Linked DNA regions of Homo sapiens: regions 1 and 3 are each linked to region 2. The links are chromatin contacts, found by Hi-C or POLR2A ChIA-PET in ENCODE. All regions are on one chromosome and are shown on one strand. Each heading gives the region's core, a stretch centred on a gene start or an enhancer-like site at or near the end of the contact. The rest is flanking DNA. Distances are from core to core; before and after follow the strand shown. Region 1 overlaps CMC1 (C-X9-C motif containing 1). Region 2 holds the start of SLC4A7 (solute carrier family 4 member 7). Region 3 overlaps AZI2 (5-azacytidine induced 2).

The links. A loop is a pair of places that touch in the nucleus more often than their neighbours do. ChIA-PET counts read pairs that join two places held with the same protein, here RNA polymerase II (POLR2A). Pooled maps may share reads with other maps.
Region 1: a loop to region 2 is called in a pooled map, with 2.6 times the contacts of the local background. The contact joins the enhancer-like site here to the promoter of SLC4A7 in region 2. A Hi-C loop is called at or near these places in 4 of 50 pooled maps.
Region 3: a loop to region 2 is called in a map of CD8-positive, alpha-beta T cell, with 4 times the contacts of the local background. The contact joins the enhancer-like site here to the promoter of SLC4A7 in region 2. A Hi-C loop is called at or near these places in 2 of 168 maps with a recorded cell type or tissue (CD8-positive, alpha-beta T cell and IMR-90), 2 of 37 single-sample maps with no recorded cell type and 16 of 50 pooled maps. POLR2A ChIA-PET finds 5 or more read pairs at or near these places in 4 of 52 experiments (H1, activated CD4-positive, alpha-beta T cell, activated T-cell and 1 more).

Annotation. Positions count from the first base shown.
Region 1 is chr3:28,292,031-28,296,460 of GRCh38, reverse strand. The region is part of intron 2 of CMC1 (C-X9-C motif containing 1); the gene reads right to left. Among named protein-coding and RNA genes, the nearest start is that of CMC1, 53 kb to the right of the region's middle. Within about 2 kb of position 1,365, at least 2 of the 41 ENCODE cell types and tissues checked have a DNase peak (open chromatin) inside an H3K27ac peak, as active enhancers do.
Region 2 is chr3:27,481,806-27,486,066 of GRCh38, reverse strand. SLC4A7 (solute carrier family 4 member 7) reads left to right here and starts at 1,683. Exons shown (of 26, transcript NM_001321103.2): 1 at 1,683-2,000. The coding sequence starts at 1,941. RefSeq lists enhancers at 1,025-1,154, 1,633-2,409, 2,425-2,484, 2,515-2,724, 2,885-2,944 and silencers at 1,285-1,764, 1,795-2,154, 2,185-2,254.
Region 3 is chr3:28,325,257-28,329,572 of GRCh38, reverse strand. It overlaps AZI2 (5-azacytidine induced 2), which reads left to right. Exons shown (of 8, transcript NM_022461.5): 7 at 2,623-2,741. Among named protein-coding and RNA genes, the nearest start is that of ZCWPW2, 21 kb to the left of the region's middle. Within about 2 kb of position 2,957, at least 3 of the 41 ENCODE cell types and tissues checked have a DNase peak (open chromatin) inside an H3K27ac peak, as active enhancers do; they include CD8-positive, alpha-beta T cell, where a contact is called at or near this core.

The DNA of each region.
Region 1 (4,430 bases), core at 116-2,615, 810 kb before region 2:
AAATAATTACTAAGGAAGTTTTATTTATGGAAATGAATAATTCAGTGTTTTAGAAAGTAAATTCAAGCAGCAGCTGCTTTGCTGACATTAAGCTAAAAAGAGCTTCCTCAAAAATGTATAAACTTTAAAACTAAAGAATCATATTTTTTTAATGTCAAACAGGAAGTTATTTCCTAAGTCATCTGGTTTTAGTATAAAATATTACATGGTTACAATGGTGATCAACAAACCATTTAAGGAGTCTCAGCATTACATTTTTTCATAGGAAGTATCTGTCACATTCTAGTTTACTGAATATATGCATAATTCCTGGCCTGTTTAGTCTTACAACAGCTGGGGGAAGAGAGTAATTCAGATTTCTAACAATCTGTTCATATGTATGTGTACTCAGGGTTGTATTTTAAACTGTATTTCTTACTATGGACCAGGTGAAAAGAAACTGAAAGTAACTGGTTTAGGGCATGAAAATTCTTATTCTATATAATAGGAGAAATATAACCCAGATGATACAGTTGACCCTTGAACAACATGGGTTTGAGTTGCACAGGTCCACTTATACATGGGTTTTTCCCCCCCAATAAATACCATTCCTTATCTGTGGGTTCCATATCCACAGCCAAACACAGATAAAAAATACAGTATTCATGGGATTTAGGTTTTGGCTTCCTGGAGAAGGACGGGCATCCTGTAACTAATCCCCTGTGGATACCGAGGGAAACTGTATATTCTTAATTCATTCTTTTGTTAAATATTTACTGAACATTTCTATGTACCAAGCCTGTTTTAGGTTCTAGGGATATATGAGTAAAACAAACCAGGATCTCTTATTCTAAAAGGAGTATTGAGCAGTATGTTACAATGTGGTAAGAGTTACAGAAAAAGAGAGAGAAGTTAAGGGGTGTAGGAAGTTATAGGAGGAAGGACCTAGTAGGTTACATTTTCAGTAGGGTCATCCAGGTAGGCCCCTCTAAGGAGATTTTTGGGGAAAAACTTAAAGGAAGTAAATAAATCAGTAACATAGTTTTTATAGCCAGTGATGTGATACCGATACTGAAGTTTCTAATTCTATACAAGACATATTTTTTAAATATTTTCAAGGAAAATGGGCATGAAGAAAAAAATAACTGTAGATAAGAATAAATTTTCATACGAATTCCTAAACACAACATGGGTAAGGTAGCCTAGTCTAAAGAGAAGGCATAGCTACTAACGCTAATGTAAAAGTACCTAAGTTACTCTTGTGGGAATCAGACAGGGCTTAATTTCACAATGTCACTAAAATGAAAGTAAAGGCTAAGGAGACAAAAGACATACATTAAAAATGGCTTACACACTTAAGAGTAAAAACGAGCTCACGTTAAAATGAGTCTGTTAGAAAAACATTATTCACTAAAGGTATTTCTGGGGTAGCACAGCGTGAACACTGCATTCTTTGCTCCTTCCTGTCTACAGATTGTTTTGTTTTGTTTTAAAAAAAATAACAATAATGATCAGCACTGTAAACTAAGCATCTCTGTAACTTCTCTATGGGTAACAAAGAAAGAAGGGTTCAGTTAATACCCAAAGCCTGAGTTCTAATATAACTAGTTCTGAGTAATAGGCAACCCGAATCCTGTCTGATGTTTTAGAATGACAAATCTAGAAGGAGTCATATCAAAATGCACTAAGAACCTAAGTCTTCTATTTTACCCAACTCAATGAACACAAACAAATTTCCTAAAGCGAAAATGGAAAAAATAAAGAACCACAAGTTAAAAAGATTTTTTTAATTCATAAAAATGACTGAAATACAGCAAATTTAGGATTTCTGGTATTATTACTTTATGTTGACTTTAACTTGCCTACATGAGTTTCCATTAGCTTTTTAACTCATGACTAAAGCATTTTATTTTTATGTAATATAAGCAAATTAATAAACTTCTGGTACTCACTACTATTTATGTAGCTATATAAGTTCGTCCACTTAGTTTGGAAAATTCTCCCAAATCCATCTAACATCTGCAATGTTTCACAAAAATTTACTTGTCCTGTATTGTAAAAGAGAAAAATTTATTTCACATGACAAAAAGGAAATACTACCCCCAAATTTTGCTACTTAACAATAATACAATTCGCAACTTTAGAAGCCTATTCCGTAAGAAAATAAAGCAATTATAAAAAATTTTTTCATATCAAGGGGGGGTAAATTTTGTATACATAACCACTGAGTAAGGTTCTCCTGACTGCAATTCATTTATGTAATTTTTTTGACAGAGCTCACTTACATTATTGCTCCACAGTTATGTATCATTAATAGGCATACATGAAGTTATAGTAGAACAGATGATCCTGTTACAGCACTTTCTACATAACCAGACATTAATATGTTAAAGGCCATTTTACAAAAATCACTGCCTTCATATTTACTCTAACCAATTAAAATGAGTTCTTCGAAAATAGCAATTATTCTCTTCTTTTATTTGAAATCCATATAGTTCAAATTTAATGCTATATGTAAAATATAAAAGGTCTTAGGAAGACAGTTAACAAAGATTTTACAGAACTACACAGGTTTTCAAGTTAAAAAAAAGAATACTTTTAGCCAGGCATGGTGTCTCATGCCTGTAATCCCAACATTTTGGGAGGCTGAGGCAGTCGGATCGCTTGAGCTCAGGAGTCTGAGACCAGCCTGGCCAACATGGTGAAACTCGGTCTCTACTAAAAATACAAAAATTCGCCAGGCATGGTGGTGGATATCTGTAATCCCAGCTACTTAGGAGGCTGAGGCAGAAAAACCACTTGAATCCAGGAGGCAGAGGCTGCAGTGAGCCGAGAGCACACTACTGCACCCCAGGATAGGTGACAGAGCAAGACTCCATCTCAAAAAAAGAAAGAATATTTTTAAAAGACTGTGTGTTTTGTTTTAAAATCTAGAACATAAGCCTCAAAAGCAAATTTTCGTTAAAGATGAGTATCTTCTTGATATCTTACAACCATCTACCTCAAACTTAATGTGTCCTGGTTCACTGTTTCTTACAAATCATTTGAAATCAAACTCCTGGCATCATCATGCTTCTCTTCAGTGGTTTTCTCTTCAATTACCAAGTTCTGCCAAAGTTCCCTTTGATGCTTCCCATTCTGTCACCTCCCCAGCCACTCGAAAAAAAAAAAAAAGTCCCTCTATTTGTAGCTTAATCAAATGGAAAGCTTCTCTTTTCTCTAATATCAACTCCTCCATCCAGCTTGAGCCCATACACAGAACAACCACAGTCTTTAATCTCTCATGTCACCCAGGCAGACACGGGGAAGAAAACAGAACTATATGAAATTAAAAGGATGCAAAGTAATAGAACTACTGCACTTAACGTTCCCACAAAATTACTATTTAGAGATGTATAGGAAATCATTAAAGGTATGTTTAGCATATATAGATACAAGAGAGAACTGATTGGAGATTCAAAATACTCTCAATAGTATGGACAACCAGAGCAAAAAAATGTTTAAAGGTAAAATTTACCTGGATACATGCGAATTCCTACATTTAAGTTAAAAATACTTTCACATTTTAGAATAGAATGACGTTTGATAAATTCAATGTGAATCAACAATTTGATGAAGTACAACAGAACAACTAAACCAATCTTAATTATCAGTGTCGCAATCACAACTGCAAGGAGCTCACAGCACATCTATGTTCATTTCTGGAGACCACATTTTTAGACGAATCTTGACAAATAAGTACATTCCTACAGAAAGGCAATAAAGAGATTAAGGGGTCTTTTTAAAAACCATAATGTATACAAACATCCTATTATATACTAACCACATCTTAGAAATCTACCTAAGGCATCTATGGGAAAATAGAAAATATTTAAATTTATCCAGAAAAGAAAATTCAAGAAAGGGAATGAGACTATCATCACTAAAGTAAGCTGAAGTAAAAACCCAGGTGACCTTAAATATAAGAGCTTAGGCTTGATCATAAGCAGTGGGGAATGACATGAACTAAAATGATCAATTGAAAAAGCTTTACCTAGCAACAACGTTTAGGATAAGGGTAAAATCAGGGAAGAAGGAGAAAAAGAAATTTTCTAGATAGAAAAAACTAGTCTTCATGCTAATAAAATAATTGAAAAGATATTGAAGACAGTTTTGGGTAAAACTGCAAGATATTGTAAGCTCTTAAACTCTTCCTCAATATTCTATAAGATAAACAGAGTTTTAAAAAGACAAAAATTGGCTAGCTGCCCCTATGCCATAAAAGGGTGATAGTATTATACTATAAATTTCAAAAAGTAGGAAAAAAGGAAAGATTTTGGCAAGGCTCAACATGCCATGGATCCTAGCTCCTAGAATGCACTGGGGAAAGAAAATGAATTAAAATACCTTGCAAATTCCCGCTAAAAACACTCTTTGTTTTTGAGAGAAGTAGACTGAGGGCACAAATAGCC
Region 2 (4,261 bases), core at 434-2,933:
TGTGCTGGACTGGAAGTAACTCTCTGGGAAATTTAGGACAAAAGGGGACTAGGGCCCAAAGAAGGAATGAGTCATCCAGCATACCTAGCTACCTATTGCTGACAAAAAGCTTTACTAATACCCAGTTGGAGATGAATAGGATGTGAGCTCTGGATCCGCTGATGTATTTATATATCCTTCCATTGCATGGCTTCAGTTCTTCCCAACTAAACCTCTCCTTATCTTTTTTTATTTTATTTTTTATTTTTTTGAGACAGGGTCTAGCTCTGTCACCCAGGCTGGAGTGCAGTGGCGTGATCTCAGCTCACTGCAACCTCTGCCTCCTGGGTTCAAGCGATTCTCCTGCCTCAGCCTCCTGAGTAGCTGGGATTACAGGTGCCTGCCACCATGCCTGGCTAATTTTTGTATTTTTAGTAGACACGGGGTTTCGTCATGTTGGTCAGGCTGGTCTCGAACTCCTGATCTCAGGTGATCCGCCCGCCTCGGCCTCCCAAACTGCTGTAATTACAGGCGTAAGCCACCGCGCCCGGCCAAATTTCTCATCTTTATGAAACACTCAAGAGAAACCTGTTAACAATAATGAAAATTATCAGCATGCTATGTGCCAGGCACTTTTATGAATATAAATCCCCTTAATCCTTCAATGAGCCTGCATGGCAGGTATTACAATCATCCCGTTACAGAAGGGATATTTGAGAGACGGCCTACAGGGTGGACTCAATAATGTGGCAGCTGGCCGGGTGTGGTGGCTCATGCCTGTAATCCCAGCACTTTGGGAGGCTGAGGCTGGTGGATCACCTTAGCTCAGGAGTTCGAGACCAGCCTAACCAACATGGTGAAACCCCGTCTCTACTAAAAATACAAAAAGTTGCCGGGCGTGGTGGCGCGCGTCTGTAGTCCCAGCTACTCAGGAGGCTGAGGCAGGAGAATAGCTTGAACCCAGGCAGCGGAGGTTGCAGTGAGCCGAGATCATGCCATTGCACTCCAACCTGGGCTGGTGCAAGACTCTGTCTCAAAAAAAAAAAAAAAAAAAAAAAAAGTGGCAGCTGTCGTGGTGCTCAGTGGGCGAGCAAGCACAGGAGGACACCTGGTCAAGTGTACCCCATCTTTCACGGTCCCTGAGTTGGGGTTCGTGCCTACTGGATTGACAGAAAAGAAACTTCCAGGAGTCGTGAAGACTCGTTAGTTGCTTCGGAGGGTTATCCTGGGCGTCCTTGACAGAGGTGGCGTCCTCCTTCCCTGCAGCCTCTAAAGAATGTAGTTAGGAGCCAAGGGAGGTGGTGACCCCCCACCCCATTGAGAACGTCAGGGGAGCTTCCGACTTGAAAAACTAGTTAGACGCTCAGCTTCGGTCAATTAAGCTTATACAAAGAGGGGCGGTGCGTCCTGAGGAGGTGGCACGGGGGAGGCGAGCGGAAGTCCGCCAGCCGCCGATTGGCTGGGACAAATGTCCGTCCCGCCTCCCTCCCGCCCCATCTCCCGGTGGCCTAGCGGCGCGGCCCGCGGGCGCGCTGAGGAGGCTGGCGGTGCCAGACTGGCAGGGGGCGTGACCCGAGGAGGCGGGGCGGGGGGGCGTGTCTTGCCTGGCCCCGGCGCCGGGCTCGTCACGGTTTGCGGCTCCGCCCCCGAACCCCTCCTCCTACGCGGCTCTCCTCCTTCCCGCTCGGTCCGCCGGTTCGCTCAGTTCTAGCTTCAGGTTCCACGCCGCGGCCTCGCTCTCCTACTAAAGCCAGCCCAGCAGTCGCAGCGCGCACACGCACGCCCCGCGTCTCCCGCGCCCGGCGCCCGGCTCTCCCCACGCGCGCACACCTCGCGCACGGACGCACCCACGTTTGTCCTCGCGCGCCGGGGGCTCGGCGGCGGCGGCAGGGGCAGCGGCAGAAGCAGGCAGACCGCGCGGGGCAGTACCGTAGCGGCCGTCACGGGCTGGCCGGCCGGCCATGGAGGCTGATGGGGCCGGCGAGCAGATGAGACCGCTACTCACCCGGGTAACGAGCAGGGTGAGGGCGCCGCGGCGGTGGGGCTCCTCCGCAGGGGGAGGGCGCGGGGCGAGGCAGACAAAGGCGGGGGGCGCGGCGGGCGTCGCGGCTCGGCCACCTCGTCCCAGGCCCGTCGCCCCTCCACCTCCCGGCGGCCGGCGCGCCTCGCCATCCCCTTTGTGTGGCGGCCTGGGGCGCGGGTGGGAGGGGGCCAGCGGCTGCGCTCGGGAGGCCCGAGTCGGGGCGGCCGGCGGCGCGCCGCGGGCATCCTCTGCGCGGCTCAGGCGGGACCCCGACATCCCCGCAGAGGCCGCCTGTGACCCCGACCATCCATCCCTTCCCTCAGCGCTCGCCTCCCCTGTTTCTTAGCGCGCTCCCCAGGCGGGGTCCCGGTTCCGGTTGCCTTGGCGCAGGAGTTTCAGATTAGCCCTCGAAAACCTATCTTTCTTCTCCTTCTAAGGAGGACGGCGGCTCCACCTGTCTCTAGCCCCAGGCAGTGGTGAAGAGCTGGTTGAATCTTTCCCCCTCTTTCCGAGTGTCCCCTCCCGCTCCGCGGTGCGCTTTGTTCGGTGAGTTCTCCGGCCGCGTGGACTGGCCGCGCTCCTTCCCGGCCAAGGCTCTTTCGCTGTTGCCTGCCGGGTCCGCCTTCTCCACTGGCTGGGACCCGGGGAGTATCCTCCTGCCGCAGGCCAAGTAGAAGGAGGAGGGTGTCCTGAGCTGTCTGGTGCTCCTTCTCTAACTCAGCTAGCAAGATCGCGTTTCCTACTGAGACTGGCTTTGATTTCAGGGTTAGAAGAGAATGGGGATGGACTTAAGGCCGGTGTTCCCATTTGTGATGATGGGTGAACGGCCCATGCTCAAGAAGCGGACTTCCTGCTTTCTTTAGAGCACATGCGTCCCCGCAGTTGTCTCTTTCTCCTTTCCAAGTTCGTGACTCAAAGGAGATGGAAGTATTCTAAATTTTCCTACTTCTAATTTTTACTATGCAACCAGCAAAGGCGGGAAGGTTGCAGGGAAAATTGTCCGGTCTTTCACAACTAAGAGGAAAATTACTTCTCCTATGTTTTTATTCAAGAGTTGTCTTTAAAACTGCCTGCCGGCTTTCCCTTTTAACTTTTAGGATTATAGTTAAGGTTATGGAAAGTAGTCATTCATTAGTTCAGTACGTTCATATAAGTTCTCTAACATAGAAGAAAACTCAGTCACCAGACAGTGAAGTCATTTAGCAGTGGTTATTGGAAGATAATTCACAGTGATGGTAATGGAATACTGGAAACTCATCCTAAATAATCTGTAATTATTATTATTATTATTTTGAGACAGAGTCTCGCTCTGTCGCCCAGGCTGGAATGCAGTGGTGCGATCTCGGCTCACTGCAACCTCCTCCTCCCAGGTTCAACCGATTCTCCCGCCTCAGCCTCCGGAGTAGCAGGAATTACAGGCACGCACCACTATGCCCAGCTAATTTTTTGTATTTTTAGTAGAGACGGGGTTTTGCCATGTTGTCCAGGCTGGTCTGGAACTCCTGACCTCAGGCAATCCACCCGCCTCGGCCTCCCAAAGTGCTAGGATTACAGGCGTGAGCCACCGCGCCTGGCCTTCTGTAATTCTTTGTGTAGCCTTTGAATAAACTGTTTTATAGTACTTTCTCTGTGTATTTCAAGTATGATGTTGTCTGTTCTTAAATTTATTTGCAAATTTTCAATTGAGCAGTAAAGTGCATTCGAGTTTTCACGGAGCTGGATAGAAACTATGGTGTGTTCTCAAATATTGCCTGCCTAGCTAGTAGAGAAAGCATGTGATAAGGCCATTGCCCTCCAAGTTATTCATTCATTCATTGTAATAACACTTATTTAGACTAGTGTTTATGCTATTTAAACTATTATTTACACTATTTACTGTAGTGGCCAACAAGGCAGAACCAACTCCATCCTAATATTTATTTATTTATTTTTGAGACGGAGTTTCGCTCTGTCACCCAGGCTGGAGCGCAATGGCCTGATCTCGCCTCACTGCAACCTCTGCCTCCTGGGTTCAAGTGATTCTTCGGCCTCAGCCTCCCGAGTAGCTGGGATTACAGGCATGTGCCACCATACTCGGCTAATTTTGTATTTTTAGTAGAGATGGGATTTCACTGTTGGTTAGGCTGGTCTCGAACTCCTGACCTCAGGTGATCCACCCACCTCGGCCTCACAGAGTGCTGGGATTACAGGTGTAAGCCATGGCACCCTACCCAACTCTATCCTAATAGAAGTGATATTTGAGTTGGGAGACAGATGACA
Region 3 (4,316 bases), core at 1,708-4,207, 840 kb before region 2:
GTTCCATATATAGTGTCAATTAAGAAAGCTGGGCTTTTAGCTGTTACACTTTGTAAGCAGGACATGTACTCCCTCCTTCAGTTGTGGACATGCAGGTTTCACTTAAAAGTCAGAGATGTGAAGTTTTATACTGAGAAGTATAAAACTTATAAGATTGTGTTGGCAGTCAGCATATTGTAGGTGCTTGGTAATTGATGATGATATCAAAAATGTTACTCCAAAAGGGCAGTGATCAGTCATTAGACCGGGTTAAGTGAAAGACAGCTTTGAACAGCAACATGGCAGACTGGAGTAGACTTCTCAACCCATTTCCTCGTGTGTAAAATGAGGTTACTCACTTTACCAAGTTGGTGTGACAATGTAGGTGAAGTGCCTAGTATATAATAAGTGCTCAGCCATCATTATTTGTGCTTTATCTGTTTTTAGAGTTCTCATTTGAGAAGTTTCAGTGTAACATTTCAATATTTTAAGTAGTTGTATAAGTTCTTTATAGACAACTATATATATTACTAGCATTTTGCTTGTGTGGCATTTAAAGCAAAACTAAACTTTATACTCCCAGTTGGGGAACTGCGGTGAGGATAGGAAGGTCACAATCTATACATTGTCTTTGAAATACCTAGATAAGAGGTTTAATTGGAAGCCTGCTAAAAATTAGGGATGACAACTTGCCTTTTCCAATATCATTTAAATAATGGTTTAAACATTTTGTTCAAGTAGATAGAATTTAAAATAATTTTTTACACACTTTGAAGATTGTAGCACTTTTAATGTTAACTGTAAAGTGGGAAACACTAACTGCAGTTATTTTCTTATCCACAAGAGGGAGAGCTATACTTAGTAATAATTTTAGATTTGTCTATCTGTAGTTTTAAATTCAGGTTACATTAAGAGCAAAAAACAAGACTACATGTGTATTAAACTCAGTGACCTAGTTTTTAACTAAACCTAAGTTTTAAGCAGTCTTCATTAAATTGAACTGAAAAGTTTTTATTAGGCACTGTAAACGTTACTAGAATTGTTTATTTCCATGCCTAGCTGTGTATTTTAGTACTCAGAACTGTCTTCAGTATTTGCTCTTCTTTTCTCTAAAACAGGCACTGATTTACTGTCTCGCACCAATAATAAACTATTTTTAAGCTGTATTATTCATACCATGACTGAATGAATGAATTAGCACATGTTCAGTGTTTACACTTACTGCTATATAATGTGAGTAACTCTTCGGAAAGCATACTGAATGCCTAGAATTGTACCAAGAAACCAACAACTCTCTTCACACTTAAGACAGGTTCCTATGTGAAACATTCATTGTAGCAAACAACTCAGATGTTTTTTGGTGAAGTAGACATGGTTAATTTTGTGAACTAATTATTTGACACCTATTAAAAACTTGCAAAGAGCTCTGATTTCTAATATACTACAACTTAACAAATGATGTTTACAACAGACTAAAGCAGATTTTTCTGAAAAGCAGTGTAAAGTTTATTGACAAAAAGGTATTTCACCTTACAGAATTCAAAATATTTTATATATTATATATTAAATATAAACTATATTCTGTAATTTGAGATATTAGATTTCAAAAATGTTATCCTTTTGAAGTTTAAGTGTTTATGGCAACACAAAAATTGAAGCATAAGGTGACACGTTTGTCTAGTTTGATTTCTGTACTATTAAAATTACACTAGTATCTAAGGGGTAATAATTTTTTTTTAATGTTATAAGATTTAGTCTTACATTTAATATTTTGTGATATTCCTGTACAACAAAATGAGAATATGTGCTGAAGATTTTAATTTCATTTAGTTGGCAATTAAGCAGCAAAAAAAGAAAATCATGAATGTCTGAATATGAATGTTTAATGGAAAACAAAATCTATAAAAATTAGATTTAAAATCACTAATTATAATTTCTTAGATAATTGAGGTAAAATACTTTTAATTATAAAAACAGGAGAGGCATTTTTGAAGTTTCTATTTCTGTTTCATATAATCTTCCCTCTCTAGCTTCTTTTTCCTTACCAGGAAATCATCTGGCTCTTCATGTCTTGTGCTGTCATGTCACATTGGTTTAGAACCAACATTATGAGACAGCCCAGTCAAACATAAAGAATGTAATGCATGAAACCTAAATTTTATTTTAATGTAGACTTGGATATATATTCAGCAGTTGATATATCATTTCAATTCACAGTGTCAAAACAATCAAAAGATAAATACAAATTGATCCATATTTGAATGAATGTAACTTTACTCTTAATCAGATTTGCAAATAAAGAATGTATTTCTTACTACTTACTAATTAATAGCTGCACATTACAGCCTAAAATGAAATCTCAGTTCTGAGACTCTGCAAGAAGCTCTTATCAGTTATAATTTTATTTTTATTATACCGTTTAATATAATAGTTAATTGCTACATATCAGATGGACAGTGTTATTCTTTCAAGATCTTTTCACTTATTAATGCCCTAGTTAAATATCTTTCAATTGTTTTTTTCAGTTTACATCATCTCAAAACTAATTGGAGCAGAAACTTGATCTGCATATTTCTAAAGTTATTCCCTTTTGTCTAAAAAAGAATGATGAGTATTAACTTTTTGTAAAAAAATTTATTTCAGTGATAATATGCAGCATGCATACTGGGAACTGAAGAGAGAAATGTCTAATTTACATCTGGTGACTCAAGTACAAGCTGAACTACTAAGAAAACTGAAAACCTCAACTGCAATCAAGAAAGGCAAGTCACTGTTTACCGGAAACCACTGATTCCAGCCAAACTGCCTGAAGAGCAACTAGCTGTCATATCTTATCAAAATCTCATCAAATGAGAGATTGATAAGCCAAAGTATATATAGTACATTCGCAGCCTACCCATTCTCTGCTTTGGCTTCAGTCTCATACTGGTCAACTTCACACATAAAGGTGTTGCTGATGTGTTTTTTCTTCAGTACTGTATTCTTTTCCCCTTGTGGCTTTTCTCAGCCAAGTGTTGCTTATGTGTATAAGACTGAGGTGTTAAGTTTGCTCTAGTTGACCTTTTACCACAGCTACTTCATATATTTGAAAAAAAAAAAAAAAAGACACCAAAAGCAAATTTTCATTCCAGTGCTACAGAATACACCAAACACCTAGCTTTTTAGGTTGTTTTGAAAAAGAAAACAAACTTTGATTCATTATTTGGGTTTTTGCATTTCTTATAAGCTTTTCTTTCCATAAAGGATATAGCTGATTACAACGAAGACTAGGTGTTCTCCCCTTATGCCCTTCAACCAAACAAAAATTTTCATTGCTTTGCCTTTCATATTTAACTGCTTGACTGATTTAACTTCTTGAGTTTTGTGTTAACTAGTAGTAGCTACTTTCGCCAAAGCTATTTTTATACCTTGGAGAAAAATCAGTACATTTGTACCTAGTATTACATAACAGGTATATTTCTGAAAAGTTGTGTGATACAAATTTGAATGCCCTAAAATTTACTTTTTAAAAATGAGATAGGACTTTTTATAAAAGATTATCACCATCTAGTTTAAAATTACTTATTTATATTTCACATTGTCTTAAAGAGGACACAAGAGGATTGTGTCATAAATAGTTCTCCTCAGGAGTGTTTATTAGTGAGGAAAAATGTTAAATTTTGGGAAGGAAAATTGAATGTAGAACTCCTTTTCATTTTTAGAGAGTTGGTTACATATAAATCAGGGAAAATAGTATGGTGTTTTAGCAAGTCCAGCTTAATTTTTGGTTCACTTTGTCCTTGAGTTTTCCAGTGGTCAGAGTTATATATGAGACCAAAGGTTGAATGTACAAATAAGATCTCTCTATAAAGGGACTCACAGAGTAATTCTGCATTGAGTTTTCAATGTAGCTTTGTTTACATGATAAATAGAACTACCAAAGAATAATAAAGGAGCAATGCTCTTTTCATACTTGGACATGGCTCATCCTTGTGTTCCTTCCTAGCTGATTAATATTTTTCGGTGCTTTGGAACATAAGTTTTCTAGCACTTTTCCTATGACAGTGGTAGGCTCAAGGTCACCACTCCTTACACAGAACTCATTGCTTTGAGGAGTACAGAGATGAGACTAGAACCACCTTTCTCCTGACCTTTGTATCACCTTTTTTCCAAAGCCAAACACTACACTTCCAGTTCTCCTCCATCCATATCCACCCTCCCAGGAAAAACAATGAACTTATTTTATAATGTCGTTCAATCTGTTTCTTCTAAAATTACATGAAGTCAAGCCTTAGTTACACTTGGCCATCCTTCTTGAGCTAAGGATAAACTTACCTTTCCACACTGGTAGGCTGAGC